Linked DNA regions of Mus musculus: region 2 is linked to region 1. The links are chromatin loops, found by intact Hi-C in ENCODE. Cell type or tissue: gastrocnemius. All regions are shown on one strand.

Region 1 (8,000 bases):
AATGAGTTCCAGGACAGTTAGAACTATGTGATAGAGAGAACTTGTCACAGGAAGAGGGAGAGGTAGAGGAGGAGGGGAAGGGAGAAGGAGGGGAAGAGAGAGTAGAGGGGCAAAGACAGAAAAAGAATAAATTTAAAAAGACAAACAATGATAAAACAAAAATGAACAAACTAAAAGGAAAAAAAGAAAAAAAAAACTAAGATTACAAAAACCCAAGACATGCACACATACACACATATCATAAAAACTCAAAACTGGAAAAATAATATGGAAGCAAAAGGCCAGGGGAGAAACGCCCTAACAAAGCTATATGAAACCAAAACAAGCAAAAACAAAACAACCAACCAACCAAAAACTCTAAAAAATATACCTTTGGGTTACTTTGTGCTGGCATCTACTGCTAGGGGTGGGGGCAGAGGACCCCCATTAGGTGTGATTCATACTTTTCAAAAATTAATTAATTATTTATTTTACTGTTTTTGAGAATGTGTGCATAGCCTACTCGGAATTCCATTATAATTGGGTAAACAGCATTTTCTTGGGCTGTGCCTTACCCTTGGAGACTCCAATTTACACACAGCTTTGGAGTCTCTTTTGTTGGAGGTGAATGACTGTATCCCCTGGGTGGATCTGTAAACTACCCAGACAACACAGAATGATAAATGACTTATTCCTTGGGGTATAAAAGGAGCTACTCCATACACTATGGGGTGAATTGAGACTGTAGGGGCACATAGGTGAACTAAATCCTATCTGGGAAGCATAGCCTGAGAACTGCCCAGACACACTAGACCCAGGAAAGAGTATAACTCCCTTACCTGGACCCCTTAAGGCAACAGACACCTAACAAATTGACATCATGGCCACACAGCAACCTGCCATCTGATAACCTGCTATACAAGCCAAGGACCAAGAAGCAGAGGACTTCTTTACTACCCCCATTCGGCTCAGCTGCAAACCCTTTGTTATTTGGCCTGTTCATTCACCTTTCACCTGTCAGGATCTGGACCTGAACCTGCCATTTTCCCCTCAGCCCAGTTCAGCCTTCACCCAGCATCTGGAACCCTCCAGCTTCATACTCAGACCCTGACTTGAACAGATTCAGCTTCAGCTTCCTCAAGTCTCTCTGTCTGCTTTGTCAGTAACACAGACTCTCTCGCAGACTACTTCGAATGCAGTGTAAACTCTGATCAGTGGCTTTAACATGCTGCTCTGTTAAGCCACATATATGCATATAGGTATACAGAGATAGTTACCCCAGCGATAGGATAGTTAACATTAGTAGCTGGGGTTGGAACTAGAGAAACTGCATTCATCGGCCAGATTAGAACTGGCTGGATTAAATGACACCTAAACTGCTGCCATGGAAACCACTGAGCCTTGCTAATTTACTGTTATTCAATACATTCTCACACTGTGGAAAGAAACCAGGTGTGGCAGTCACTCTCCTCCCTCAAAACTGAGTCAAAGGCCACGTGTAAAATGGTCTCCTAGAGAAAGGTATTACAGGCATCGATCATGTGCTTACAGCAGATAGGCTTCCTCATAGACGAGGCTGGCCTCAAACTCATTGTGTATCCAAAGACGACCGTGAGCTCCTGCTCTTCCTGCCTGAGTGCTGACAGTGCAGTCTGCACTATCACAACCGTTCCCTGCAGCGCTGGGGATTGAACCCACGCCTTCGTGTCTTTTAGGCAGTCTACCAAATGATCTACATTCCCAGCACCTCTTGTTCTTTCAAAGGAAGCTAGTAGCTTCTGTTCAGCTCGAGAAAACAATGTCTGGCAGCCAGACAGCAGTGGCACATACACTTAATCCCAACACTCGGGAGGCAGAGGTAGGTAGATTTCTGACTCAGTGGCCAGCCTGGTCTACAGAGTTCCAGGACAGCCAAGGCTACAGAGAATTTCTGTTTTCAAACAAACAAACAAACAAACAACAAAACAAAAAACAAAAGAATACTGAAAAGAATGGGTAGGCTTAGAGTTTTCAAAACCTTCTTTAATTATGGTTCTTTAAGACTTCAACCTCTGTTGTAGTCCAGCATCCACCAGAGTTAGGGAAAAAGAAAGGTTAATAGGAAATAGGGGTTGTGGACATGCTTAGAAATGGTTCTTTGGAGCTATTCAAATCTCTGTTGTCAGCAGTCTGGTCTACTAGCAAACTACCAAATCAGCAACAGCAGTCCAGTACACCAGTCCAGTATACATGGCAAACATAAATCCATAGCAGCCGCTAGGTCCAGAGGAAACCATGAGGTTCGACCTATCAGCACAAGTCCACAGAAGCAGGAAGAAGCCGCTGGAACACCACCATAAGTTCTTTGGTGCATTTTTCACTATGAAGTCACAACAAGCTAAGATCAGCGAATCAAGCAAGGCGAACCAATTGCAGGAGCACTGTCCGCCGTCTGTTGGGTTATACTTATGCTCTTTCCAAACATATGTCCCCTCAAGCATCCGCCGTAGCAAAACATCACACGCCCTTTCACTAGGCAGTTTTCAGAAAAACACCCTGCGCCTGTTCTCGGCAAAACACCGTTACATAAGACAGTTTCCAGAAAAACATCACATGATACAACTGAGTCCCTAACAAAACCAGAAATTCCCACTTCAACAAATGTCTGCTTAATGGCATTTGATTTCCATTAACAAATAAAATGCTTACTGAGTTTTCATCTCAGTGGAAGACACCCAACTTGCAGTTACCTTAATTCAGACTTTGTTGGGAATGGTTTATTTACAAGAAAGTAGCACTGTTGCCTTAAGGTAAGAGGACGGGAGCTGAGACAAGGTCTTGTTCTGCAGGTCAGGCTGGCTTGGGATTCATGACCTCCCACCTCTGCACCCTAACTTCTAGAATTACAAGGGTGACCCCCAAGACCTGCCTTGTGAGGCCCTTGTATAGACGTTAGCTGTTTTATTACATTTCCTATACTCGGTTTTCAGTCAAATATTCGATGATGATTGGGGAACAACAACAACATGGGTCATAGCAGGGCTGTCTCTTGCAATTCTAGAAGGGTTTGTGAGCCAGATACCCTCCATGCCTACACTGTTGAGATAAAGGACATGTAGGAACTTTGAATCATGTTGGCCAATGACAGAGCTTGAATTGATACCTACTCCTGAAGACAACAACTAATTTCTCTTTTTATTCCAAATTCTTTAGTCAGGGCAAATGAGACATTCAATCAGATAGGGAAAACTGACTTGAAAATAAAGGAAAGGAATTTGGTGCGAGCGCTTTGCCCCTTTCAACCAACCTGGTTTCCTTGTGTGTTGGTTATTTTGTGTGTTTGTTTATTTAAAGGTGTTTTTTGTTTGAGACGAGGTCTAACTCCAGATCCTCCTACCTTCTTGGTGCAGGAATACTTGAGAGTATCACCCGAGGAGGCAACTCCCATTTTAATTTCCTCTGTTTGAGAGCTAGCTCAGGCGCAGCACATTCTGAGTCTTCTTGGGTTGATTTTTTGTTTTGATTTGTTTGAGACTGTGTGTGTCTGTGTCTGTCTGTCTGTCTGTCTCTCTCTCTTTATCTCTCTCTCCCTCCTCCTGGCTGTTCTGGAGCACCCTGTGTGGATCAGGTTCCTCTAAACTCACAGAGATCCTCCAGCCTCTGCCTCCGGAGATCAAAGGGGTGTGCTATCCCGCCAGGCTTTGAAGATTTTGCCAATCAACCAGCAGCCGGGAGCCACGCAGCAGCAGCGGAGACAACCAGGAAGTACACAGCCCGCGTCGTCAAGGACCGAGCGCTTTTTAGCCCTCCTCCCGACCCGTAGCCGCGCGGAGTGCGCGCGAGCGACTCGCGCATAAAAGCCCGGCTCGGGGCGTCTAGGAGCCAGTGCTGCTTCCTGCTTCGGACGGAGCTGTTGGCGGAGCCGCGAAGATGGCGTCGACCAGCCGGTGAGTGCAACGGCCTCGGAGCGAGTGGAGCAGGGCATCGCGGGGCCCAGGTTCCTCCAGAAGGCCGCCGCGGGTGTCCCTTACCCACCTGAGTCATCGCCGCCCGGGTTTGACCCTGCGGATCCGCACGGCCCCGGCCTCCGTCTCCGGACCCTTCAACCGTCTTTGTGTCATGTTGATGTTTTCTGTGTATTTTCTCCCTTACGGCCCATCCAGCCGGAGGGGGCTGAAACCCCGTTTCCGAAGAGCTGGAAAAGCGACGTTCCAGGTCCCTATCGATCTGACAACCGCAAAGTTGAGAAACGTCAGCATTGGTTGTCTGGTGGCAAAGGGTCGCTAGCCCAATGGCCCCCCCAGAAGTGGAAACGAAAGCACATACGGAGACTTGATTCATTCTCCTAAAAGACCCCCTGTCCCCACCCCGAAAAGTATCATTGCGTACTCTGAAGGAGATGCTGTCTGCAGAAAATTAATTACATATGCTGGAAGTCATTTTAAATGTATTTTTAAAACGTAGTTTGCTTAATATCTACAGGAAATGCGTGTTGTGACCGCAGAGACAGCCTTTAATCTTGTGACCTCCAAAATGCTTTGCAGACCCTAATTATATCTCTTGTAACCACTATGAGGTAGATATTAGTATACTGGCATATGTGTAAACTGAGTCATGCCAGCGTGTTGACCTTTCGCGGGCCACTATACCTATTCTGATTATCCGTCCACTGGTCTCCAGTTAACACAGAATGTACAGAAAGTATCAAATTAAGTTCTGTTCTTTTGGCACTTTTTTTTTTTTTTCGGAGGTGGTTACTATGTGTGGAATTGGTAAACGTCACCGGGGGAAGCCATTATTTACAGAAACTTGGCCTTTCTGGGAACCTCCAAGTCTGCTGTTTATTATAAAAAGTGGGAGGTGGGCATAGGAAGCCTCGTGAACTTCTTGCGTGGAAGCAATGGGCAATCTTGTTTACTGATTTTATGATTTAATTAGATTAATTATGATTTAATCATTCCATCTGGGTGTGGTTTTGTCACGTAAGGCTTCCTTGTAGCGACATAGGAACCTTCAGCTTCCCCAAATACTATTGAAATTTCCCATGGGTGATGTGTTCATATGTAGGCACAGCTTACCATCTTAGGGAAAAGGAACTCCTGTATTCTTGAAACACAAGTTGTAGTGTTTAAATAGTACACATAGTAAAATCACTGGTTACAGTTTTTAAACTTTTCTTCACTTAAAAAAATCCCTTGAAATTAATTTCTTTTCTGGACAGCTAGTGTTTGATTTTGAGTTAGTGGTCTCGAATCTTCTGTCTCCACCTTGAAAACTGTGGGGTTGTAGATCTGCCCGGCCCTCATCCAGCTCTTAAGTCTGTGTCATTCCTGTTGCTATCAAGTTTTGCCAGCAGTGTGAATAGAGAGAAGTTGCCTGAGAGTTTGTCATACCTTGAGGGCGGCATGTAGGCACTAAGCATTGGCACTGGTTGGTGTTCTCGAAGAGAACATGTCCAGATTGATGCCCACTCTTTATTCCGACGTCAGTAAATAACTTTTTGGCTGCGATCTGTAAAATGAAGATTGTGCCTATCTTTTAGGATGTTGTGCACATTGAGCATTCAAAATGTTTATGGGCGGGGGAGGGGGCTCCATGGTTAGGAACACTGGGTGCTTTTCCAGCACCCACATGGCAACTCATGAACTCCTAACTCAATTCCAGGGCATCTCTTCTGTCTCTGTAGGCACTAAGACATACATGCAGACAAAATGTTCATATTTAAATAATTTGGATAAATAAATAAATAATGTTTAAGGCGGTATCATTTAAATACTCTGCAAAGTTTTTCATGTTTCCCTCTTTTAAATGTTAGGGATTGAAACCAGGACTTATATATACTAGGCACGCATCTTCCACTAAGCTCCATTCTCAGCCTCTTTACCTACTTTTGTCTTTGAGGCTGTAGTGTCAGCTGCCTTGGAACTCCTATGTACAGTTATCTGCTGACAGTGATTCCCAGCCCCTCGGCCTACTATTCCATCCATCCATCCATCCATCCATCCATCCATCCATCCATCTGTTGAGACAGCCTCACTCTAGTCGATGTATAGTTCCTAGGGTAGCTTTGACTAGGTAGCATGCCTAGCTATTTCTGCTTCCTGAATACTGACATGTCCCATCACAGCTGGCTTGATAGACTTGTTAGTAGTGCCAAACTATGTTAATCCTTAACATACTGTTAGGTTAATTTCCTGCTTTGTTTATTGAGAGCCACTCTTATTTTGCTAACATTTTACTTTATTTCTGCAGCTTTTTGATTTTTATGAAATACTTTATTTTTTTAAGATTTATTTTTTTCTAACAAGTTTGCAGAACAAGTATAAAGCAGTTCCTGTCCTCTCTCATTTTTCCAATTAGAAGACTCCAGGATATGTTTTAATGAAGTAAATAAATCTGTGATTATTTAGTGAATTTTTTAAAAATCAGTTTTCCATGTGACTTAGTTGTTGGTAGTTAGGGAGAGAGACCTGTGGTGAAGGGCACTTGTTGCTTCTGCAGAAGACCTGCACCCACATGGTAACTAGTTCCAAAGTATCCCTGGGAACTAACCATTCAGGCAGTACACCTGCACACGCGCAGGGAAAACACCTATAAGACAAAAATAAATATATCCTTAAAAATAAGTCAATAAAACACAATGTGGTTGTTAAAACATTTTGAATCGTACTAGCTAGCAGGAGAAACTTGATCCAAAACCACAGAAGCATAGTTAACTATAAGAACAGTTGATTTTGTGTTTTAGGTGTGTGCTTTCCATGACTGTAATATATAACCGTTTATTGTATCGTGTAAGTGAATTTTAAAAGAACACTCACCCTTTGGAGAACTTGTAAGATTTTGCTGAGAATCTTTGTTACTTTTAAAAGCTTGTTTTCTCAAATCATTTAAGGTTAATCAAGTTCCTCAAACTGTTTTATTGTTTGAGATAAAATAAGTAAGAAAGTTAAAAATATCATGAGCTGGGCCTTGTGGCACATCCCTGAGATTTCACCACTTCAGGAAGCTGAAGCAAGAGGAGTACTCCTAGTTTTACACCAGCCTGGGCTGTATAGTGGGTTTGAGGCCAACAGGACTACAGATAAAAAGAAAAGAAAAAGAAAAGTATTAATGTTAATAGTATCATAAATCTAAATTAATGTGATAGCTTTAAAGTTATATTGTTCTATTTAAGTTAGTTTCTTAGATTAACATGCTATAACGGATGTCATCGTTACATTCTTACAGTAGTATCTTTGCACTTATTAGTCACTTATCCTAGCCTCCATCTTCTTTCTGATTCACTTACCCCAAATAGTGTTCCCTCCTGCCCTCTCTCTTCCTCTTTTCTCCCTCCCTAAAATCACATCCTTCTCTCTTATCGGCACCTTTTTTATCAGGTCCTATATTCATATGTAACATGTCTACATATGTGTGTGCACACATGTAAACTTGAACACAACAAATTCACACAGGAGAGAAGCACGATGTCCTTGTTTTTGTGATTCTGGCTTATTCACTTGATCTGTTTTCCAATTGCGCCTATTTTCCTATGATTTCGTCTTTCAGGCTGTGTATCCACACCACATTTTCTTTACGCCAGGCTGATTCCATTTGATAAGCTGTATTATTACTATGCATATACGTGGGTGTGTGAGTATCTGTAGTGTGTTCACTTAGAACCTTCAGGTATCTGCCCAGGAACTGGGTAGCCTTAGATGGTTCTGGTTTTAAAAATTATATAGTATTTATTGATTGGGGGGAAGGGCATGTGCCAAGGTGTGGGTCAGAACAACCTGTGGGACTCTGGCTTCTCCAACTTGGTTAGAGGATAATTTATGGGAGTTGGTTTTCTCCCTTCACCACGCACTATGGTTTATCTTGTGCACTTAGCCCTTTAAAGGGTCTCCCTACCTCCCATCCCGCCCCTCACCAAGTTGCTAGTCAACTGGTCCTTTAAGAATTTATAGCTATTAAAACTGCTTGACCTTCAGTGTTGGTTGCCTCTTGGATTTCTGAGAACAGGAGAGGATATGAAAAAGCCACCTGAGGCCGAGAAAGTG
Region 2 (8,000 bases), 160 kb after region 1:
GCTTTTATGATGTCTGCTCCTTAGCTGAGACCACCCGAGTGAACGTTTCCTATGCCAGACTTCCACTGGTAGACACCAGGATGCTCTCTCATATTAGGAACCCTAATGGCCCTTGGGGTCTTGGAGCCTATGATCTTACCCAGCAGGACAAATGTGCATTCTATGCAGACACTCAGTTGCTCACAGCCAGCCTGTTCTCTCAGGGCTCTACCATTAAGGTAACCTTATTTTATGGATTGGAAATTAGGAAAAACATTGGGCAAAATTATATCTCAACAAGGGTAATAGAAAAACATACTCAAAACCTGAAATATCCTGAAAAAAATCTGGAAAATATGTAATTAAAGAGACACTTTCTGATATTTTTAAATGTCCCCAGGTTGCTGTGAACTTTAACTGTATCTAGCTGCTTCACGCTGTAAATCTTCCTTTGTCAGATTAGCTACAGTCCCTTTTCTGCTGCTCTGTGGCGAAGCTAGCCATCTAGAGCAGGACTCTGGAGCAAGGATGTTTGGTCAGAGATCTCAGATGTGCCATTTTAGAGCTGTGTAGCCTCTTCAAGGCACTTAACTCCCTGTTCTTTAGTGCCCTCAAAAGGGTACATAAAAATAGTGCCTATCTCATGGAGTTTCCTTGGAGACTAAGTGTCCTGGTTGATTCCTTTATCAACTCAACACAAGCTAGAGTTATCTGAGAAGAGGGAGCCTCACCTGGAGACTATCTCCTGTGTGGCATCTTCCTCATTACAGACTGATGCAGATGGCAGTGCCCATTGTGGGTGGTACCACCCTGGACTCCTGTTCTGGAATTTATAAGAGAGTCAGTAAGTTGCATTCCTCCATGACTTCTGCTTCAGTTCCTGCTTCCAGGTCCCTGCCTCAAGTTCCTGCCTTGGCTTGCTTCCTTGGACTGTGACCTGGGATATGTAAACCAAGTATACCCTTTCTCAACGCACGAGTTGCTTTTGATCTTGGTGTCTTATCAATGAAAATCAAACTAAGACACTAAGTGAAAAAAAAAATGCTTAAAGCAGTGCCTCAAAACGTGAGGTTCTGGGGCCCAGGAGATGGCTCAGTGTGTAAAGTGCTTACCTGATTTCAGATTGGACAGAAATAAGGGGAGGGTCTCAAAAGCCCCTCCTAGGGGAGGAGTTATTGACAGTTGATGGCCCCTGGGGGATGGAGAATCGATTTTCTTTATGCATGTGTCCCCCTAATATGTCAATTACACCCCAGTAAATGACCACAAACTGATGAGTTATGGGCAGTATAAGCTGGATTGGTGGAATATAAAAAAAAGAAACAGGACAGGACAGTTGGGGACATGAAAACATGAAGACATGAGAGTGGGGAGTGTGGGAGAGTATGGGAGGACCTAAGAGGAAGGAAGAGTGGTGAAGAGCGAATATGATAAGAATATATTGTATGCAGCCATAAAATTTTCAAATATTAATACAAATGTACTTTTAAAAGGAAAGCTGTGTGTAGAAACATACATCTGTAACCCCAGCACTGGGGAGGTGGAGACCAGGAAATCCCTGGGACTCGCTGGCCAGCCAGTCTAGTTAAATCACGAAGCTCCAGATTTCATGAGAGACTCTGTCTCCAAAAAACATAAATAAATAAAAAAATGTAGTGTGATGCGAAAGACACCTGACAACCCGACATTGACCCGTAGCCTCCACACACACGTGCACACACATACATGAACACATGTCAACATGAATAAACATATTATGAGGTGCCCATAAAAATGAACTATTACTCTGTGTGTGATGCTTTCCCTGTTTTGTTACTTTGGCCATATTATGGCCTTAGAAACCGGACAATGAAGCTTATTCAGACTCTAGATAAGATGAAATCAAATGATCTTTGCATGTCTAGCCAGAAAGCCTGCTGGGAAAGGCGGGACTGAGCATTAGTGCTGTCTCATTCCAGCAGGAGAAAGTTTCAGTGAGGCCATGGGCTCTTCCAACGGGGTGCTTACCTGATCGTCTCCTTATTCACAGGGTCTTGACTCCCATTATCAGCCTAGACAGAGAATTTTAACCTTATACATTAGAATTCTGTAGCTCTAGTCTTTAGGATAGCGATAGCAGAGGAAATAGGCTCAGCCTGGATCTAAGCATCTAACTGAGGAGAAGCTAGGTTAGACACTTTCAGAACGGTTCTGTAGGGTTACGGTGGGGAAGGATAACATTTGCTGTCCAGGAACTGGTGTCATTACTAGTCGATGGTGAGTAAATTCTATCCTCTTTCATTTCATCAAATCCAGCTTTATTAATTCCGGCTGTCCACAGCAGACATGGGGAATGGTGAGCCTTTCAGGGATTGATTGGTCTGGTCTAATTCTGAGACACTGCAACCGCCAAGATGAACTTGAATGGAGTAGGGTGCCCAGGACATATTTATTTATTCATTATTATTGTCCAGCACTGGAGGTTGAACCCAGGGCCTCATGTGCATCAGGCAAGAGATCTCAGCTCCACCCATATTTGGTAAATGACTGGACAGTTGCTTTGGTTTAAAAAGGAAACAGAAAAAAGCCTTGGGCTCCAACCCTCTCCTTCCAGTTGTACCTGAATTGAATCACTAAGCTGATGTGGCTTCCTGTGCACACTAGCAGACACCGGGCCTGGATCTTTCTGGCCGGGAATTGTACACAGAAGCACAGCACAGGAAGCCGTGTATGCATGAACTCTGCTGTACTTGCTCTGGCAGGTCAGGGGTCGATTTCACTCGGTTTGACTGGATAAGCAACATTGTAAGGTGATAGATTAAGGTAGTAGAGAAGATGGTATTATGGTGTTTAAGGTGAATTTTTATATTTGCTTACAGTTTTGAGCTCCAATTTCTCTCGGATTGTAGTTTTTTTTTATGTTCCTTTCATCTTGCAAAGCTGTACGCTCACAGGCCTGAATGTACAAAGTGTGATGTTATTTTATTGTATTTTTCTACTAGAAATTCTGATATCCTACCAAGCATCTCATAAAGAAAGAAACAAAGAGGACTGTAAAAACATAAACAAGTAACCTAAAATCAGAATGAAATTCAAAGTTTTGCTGTGAGTGGAAAAAAAAATTTTTTTTTAAATTTAGTTGCTCCATCTAGTGGCAAACCATTATATGATTTTGGCTTTTTCCATGTTAAAGATTTTATTTCTACTAAGTAGAAAAAAGGAATTTAGTAGATTTACTGTGTCTCTTAATTTAACAGAAAATTACTCCAATGTAAGAGGAAATGTCACTGCTGAGTGAATTTAAATACACTTAAGGATATATTTGTACAAACTCAAATTTGAAATAATTGTTTCCCCACTGAGTCTAGGAACAAGCATCAAAGTGATATCTATAGTGTGTGTAGTGTGTGTGTGTGTGTGTATGTGTGTGTGTGCATATGTGTGTGTGCATGTGTGTGTGAGTGTGTGTGCATATATGTGTATGTCTGTGTGTGTGAGTGTGTGCATATGTGTGTATGTGAGTGCATATGTGTATGTGCATATGTGTGTATGTGTGTATGAGCATATGTGTGTGTATGTGTTTGTGTGTGTGTATGTGTGTGTTCATATATGTGTGTGTGTATGTGAGTGCATATGTGTGTATGTGTGTGTTTGTGTGTGTATGTGTGTGTGTTCTCTATACACTTACACGTCACACTAAAACCAGGAAAGTCTGTAGCCTTCCTACAGGAATGAAATGCTGATAGAGAGGTCAAACCTTCTGCTTTTTTTCTCTCAGTCTTTAATAACAACTGAAAAAAAGCCTCAGAGGTTCATATTAGATATCTGTCATAGAAAGATATTTAAAAATAAAGATTATCCACTTAACTAAATACATCAAGCTATTGTCAGTAACCAGGACTGTCGGCCAGCCAGGCTACTTGAGTGGAGATTCTGACTAGCACCCTTTAGCTGTGTGTGTGTTGGTTACTCCCAGAGCTGTGGGGCTGACTAAGAGCAGTTGAACTGGCAAGGATGGGTGTCCATCACGTTCACCACTGACTTATTTCACGTGTGCCTTTTGTTTTGGTGTTGACTGGATAAATCATTGAGTTATGGAAGTAGCCAGGTGTCTATTAGGAAGCCACAGGAGCTCTCGGGCTTCCCTCAGTGAAGCACCCATTCTGGAAAAGATTCTTCGAGAGCAACCCAGACCCCTGTGCATGACGTTATTTATGTGGCCAGTCACTCACTCCCCAGTTCCTTCCTTCCTTCCTGAGAACAGAACCAATGTCCTTGCCCCAGAGCATGTTGTATCTTGGCTTGCTTCCTACACAGAGCCTCAAAGTCAAGGTTCAGTTCTAGTATCTCCTGCGAGCAAACCTTTGTCAGAAGAAGTAGAAAGACCGCTCCCTGAGTCTAGTTTTGTACTCAATGCTCTAGATGAAACCTGTCAGACAACAGTGTTCCTAGTCCTTGGAGGGGAGTCTCTGCCACGAAAATACCTTTCCTTTCTAGTGTCTGGCTACAGATTCTTTTAAACAAAACATTTAATGGTATTACATACATATATTTTACTTTTTATTGATTGGTTGTGAATTTCACATCATGTATCCTAATCCCACTCATCTCCCCTTCCAGTTGTATCTACCCTCTGCCCTTGTAACCTTCTCTCTCTCTCTCTCCCTCTCTCTCTCTCTCTCTCTCTCTCAAAACAAAAAAAAAAACCATAACAAAAATATCTGTTGGTGAAAGCTGTAGTGTGTAACAGTCTATCACACAGTATACCCTTTGGTTCACACATTTTTTTTTCCTTGCAAATGTTCATTGCAATGAGTCATTGATCCGATTCAAGGCTTCTGCTACACTATCAATACCAATACTGGATCCTTACAAGGACTCCTCTTGATTACCCTGTTGTTGCCCTGTATCATGGAGAAACCTGCAGGATCTGAAGGATGTCCCCTTAATGGACTCCAGCAGTTCATAGATGGGGTAGATGGAGCTGACCAACTCAAAGCCCTTGATCTGGGCCTCAATGGTAGGTGAGTTGGTCATTCTGCCAGTACACCAGTAGGCCTGCTCTCTAGCACCGCCCTGGCTAGCTCACCCAATGCTGTAGCCGGCAAGCAGCAGGCCAGCTCTTCTGTGCTCACACCCACAGACCTGCCTCTCTCACACTCTTGCCACCAAGGCCAGCTCTATTATACTGCCCAGGCAAGGTGCATGACCATTCTCCTCAGTGGAGTGCTGTAGCAGGTGAGCTACAGGGCCAGCTCTACCCCTCTCACGATCCTGGAGCCCAGCTCTTGCAGGCAGCAAAGGGCAAGGGGATGCAGGGCATCTCTCCCTCACTCATGCCACCTTACGGAGGACAAAAGGTGGTGCCATTTCTTTGGAGTGGTGCAGCTGCCAGGGGGTGGGGCCAATTCTCCTGAATGTGGTGACCAAAGAAAGAGGGGTGGGGCCAACTCAGCCCAGTGCTCAGACATCAACATGGCCTCCTCAGACTGCAGCCCAGACCAGAGATATCTGCATGACCTTTGATAGTAACCAGGGCCTCAGATATCAACACAGACCCCAGCTACGATAGGATAGTGGACCCAGACATGGCCCCTGGTGGCAGCATGAGTCTGGATGTCGCCATGGCCTTAGGTGAAAGCACAGGCCACTCAGATTAGCATGTCTTCCCCATGGCAGCATGGCCCTCAGACATCCACATCCACATATAGCATCCTAGACCATAGACATCCGCATGGCCTTTGATGGTAGTGTTGGCCACTGACAGCAATACAGACGCCAGCTGCAGCAAGACCACAAACCCAGAGATGGCCTCAGTGGCAGCCTGGGCCAAGACACCACCATGGCTTCAGGTGGCAGCATGGGCCACTCAGATCAGTTTGGCCTCCAGCATCAGTATGGCCCCCAGACAGTATTAACATGGTCTCAGGCAACAACCCAGACTATCGGCATTAGATGGTCTTTAGGGACAGCATGGGCCACAGATGTGTCATCATAGACCGAGGCTACAGTAGAGCCATGGGCTCACCCTTGTTCCTTGGCTGAAGGCTGGCCTCAGGAGGTTGTGCAGGCTTCCCATATCCACCAGTTCTTCACTTCCATCGACTCTGCAGCTCCACCTTCCTTCATGGTGTGTAAAACCCTCTGCTTCACCTTCTCTCCATCTCTCCACCACATATTCCATCTTCTCCATCTCTCCATCACACATTTGTTTGACGTAGTGGACGCTTGGGTGTCTTTCTTCTGACCACTTGTTACAGATTCTTTTAATCATATCACAAAGTACTTCAGGATATAGACTATGCTGCCTCATTCTAAAAATTAGCTCCACCAATTAATAGTTGACCAGTGTTGGGAAGATCCTGGCCCTCCCTGAGCCTTTGTTTCTTTGTAGAAGAGAAATCTGAGAATCTGTCTCCAGTATTGTCTTGTAAATTAAATGAAGTAAACAGTGTGAAGAACTTAGAACAGTGCCTGCTATGTAGTAAGTGATTTGATGTTCTAATGTTATATGTAGATCCTCATTATCCTGTAGAGTATGAACTGTGGGATTCAAATTTACAAACATTTCAGGACAGGGAGGCTTTTCCCCACTCATCTCTTAATGGCATTTACTGCTCTCTCTCTCTCTCTCTCTCTCTCTCTCTCTCTCTCCTCTCTCTCTCTCTCTTCTTGCCTTGATCTTAAATTTTCTTTGCTTCTTCCCAGTAATTTACTTCCAAATTTTTCTTCTTAGATGGCACTATCCACTTCTGAAACTCTTTTTTTTTTCCTGTTAATACCTTCTCATTTTTACCAGGGAGTTCCTCAAGGAAGGCCATGAACTATATTTATTCTGTGTAGGCTGGGCTGGGCTTGAACTCCCAGTCATCCTGCCTCAGCTTCCTGAGTGCTGAGAGTACAGGTGAGCATACCCATACCCGGATTATTCATTTGTATTTATGACACTCTACACAGAACTAGGTCCATAGTAGATGCTTACTAAATATGCATGCAAAAATTTGTGAAAATCCCATCTTCTGTTTGTATCTGAAGACTGTTTGTCTTAGAATATAGTTATTTTCATTTACTTAGCTACTAAAGTTGGTTGCTAAATTTTAGGCCCTGTACCAATATTTTCATTTATAATATCATGTAATGCCACCAATACATTTTGTTGTAATTTTGTTGGGACAAGATCTTCCAAAGGCTAGTCTTAACATGGCTTTATTTCAACCCTCTTCTGTTAGCCTCCCAAATGCTACGGTTAGAGGTAAATGTCACCGTACCAGCTTCCTATCAGTTTCTTCATTTAAAAAAATAGACAAAATTATATATTTTCACTGGTGTGCCAATTATAATGTGTGTTTCAGCATGTGTATAACTTACGGGGATGGCTAAAACAAGCTGGCCATACATACAAGCATTTTCTACAACAATTAATCTTTTATTTTCTGCTAACAGCCCCTAAAATCTACTCTTGTAGTAATTTTTAAGAACATACTACATTGCTGCTAATCATAGCAACCATACTGTATAGGAAGTGTTTTGAACTTAACCTCCTGTTTAACAGAAAATTTGGATTTTTAGAGCACAATTTTAGACTTTTACCCCTATGTCTTCAGCTATTCTCTTCTTCTATGAGATCGATATTGTTTTAGATTACATATATAAGATCATTTGGTATTTCGCTCTATGTGCCTGGGTTATTTCACTTAACATCATGTTCCTGGGTCATCGTGTTGTTGCAAGTGACATCAAATCTTTCAGTGTGTGTGTGTGTTATTTTTTCCTTTCATCCATCCATGGACATGCACTCAGGTTGATTACATATTTTGACTGCAGTGACTAAATGTCTTAGTTTGTTTTCTGCTGCTGTGATGAACACTGACCTAAAGCAACTTGGAAAGTAAAGGGTTCATTTCAACTGTTAGTTCTGGGTAATAGTTCATCACTGATGGAAATCAGGGGTGGAGCACAGGGCAGGAACTTGGGAGGCAGGGACTTAAGCAGAATCACAGAGGAGCTCAGCTATAGGCTTGCCTCCCCAAGGTTTGCTCAGG

What was found. A loop is a pair of places that touch in the nucleus more often than their neighbours do. Peaks named below come from ENCODE experiments on the same cell type or tissue, not always from the same donor. Only the 100,000 strongest peaks of a DNase experiment are listed, where the experiment ranks them.
Region 2: a loop joins it to region 1, with 2.5 times the contacts of the local background. A loop is called at or near these places in 15 of 42 quality-filtered maps.

The regions. Positions count from the first base shown.
Region 1 is chr3:142,761,384-142,769,383 of GRCm38, forward strand. Gtf2b (general transcription factor IIB) reads left to right here and starts at 3,864. Exons shown (of 7, transcript NM_145546.1): 1 at 3,864-3,905. The coding sequence starts at 3,889. In gastrocnemius, no CTCF peak of the experiment used is centred here; a DNase peak (open chromatin) is centred at 3,811; H3K4me3 peaks cover 2,385 bases; H3K27ac peaks cover 1,787 bases.
Region 2 is chr3:142,922,047-142,930,046 of GRCm38, forward strand. No RefSeq gene overlaps it. Among named protein-coding and RNA genes, the nearest start is that of 9530052C20Rik, 44 kb to the left of the region's middle. In gastrocnemius, a CTCF peak has its summit at 3,109 (motif pointing left); no DNase peak of the experiment used is centred here.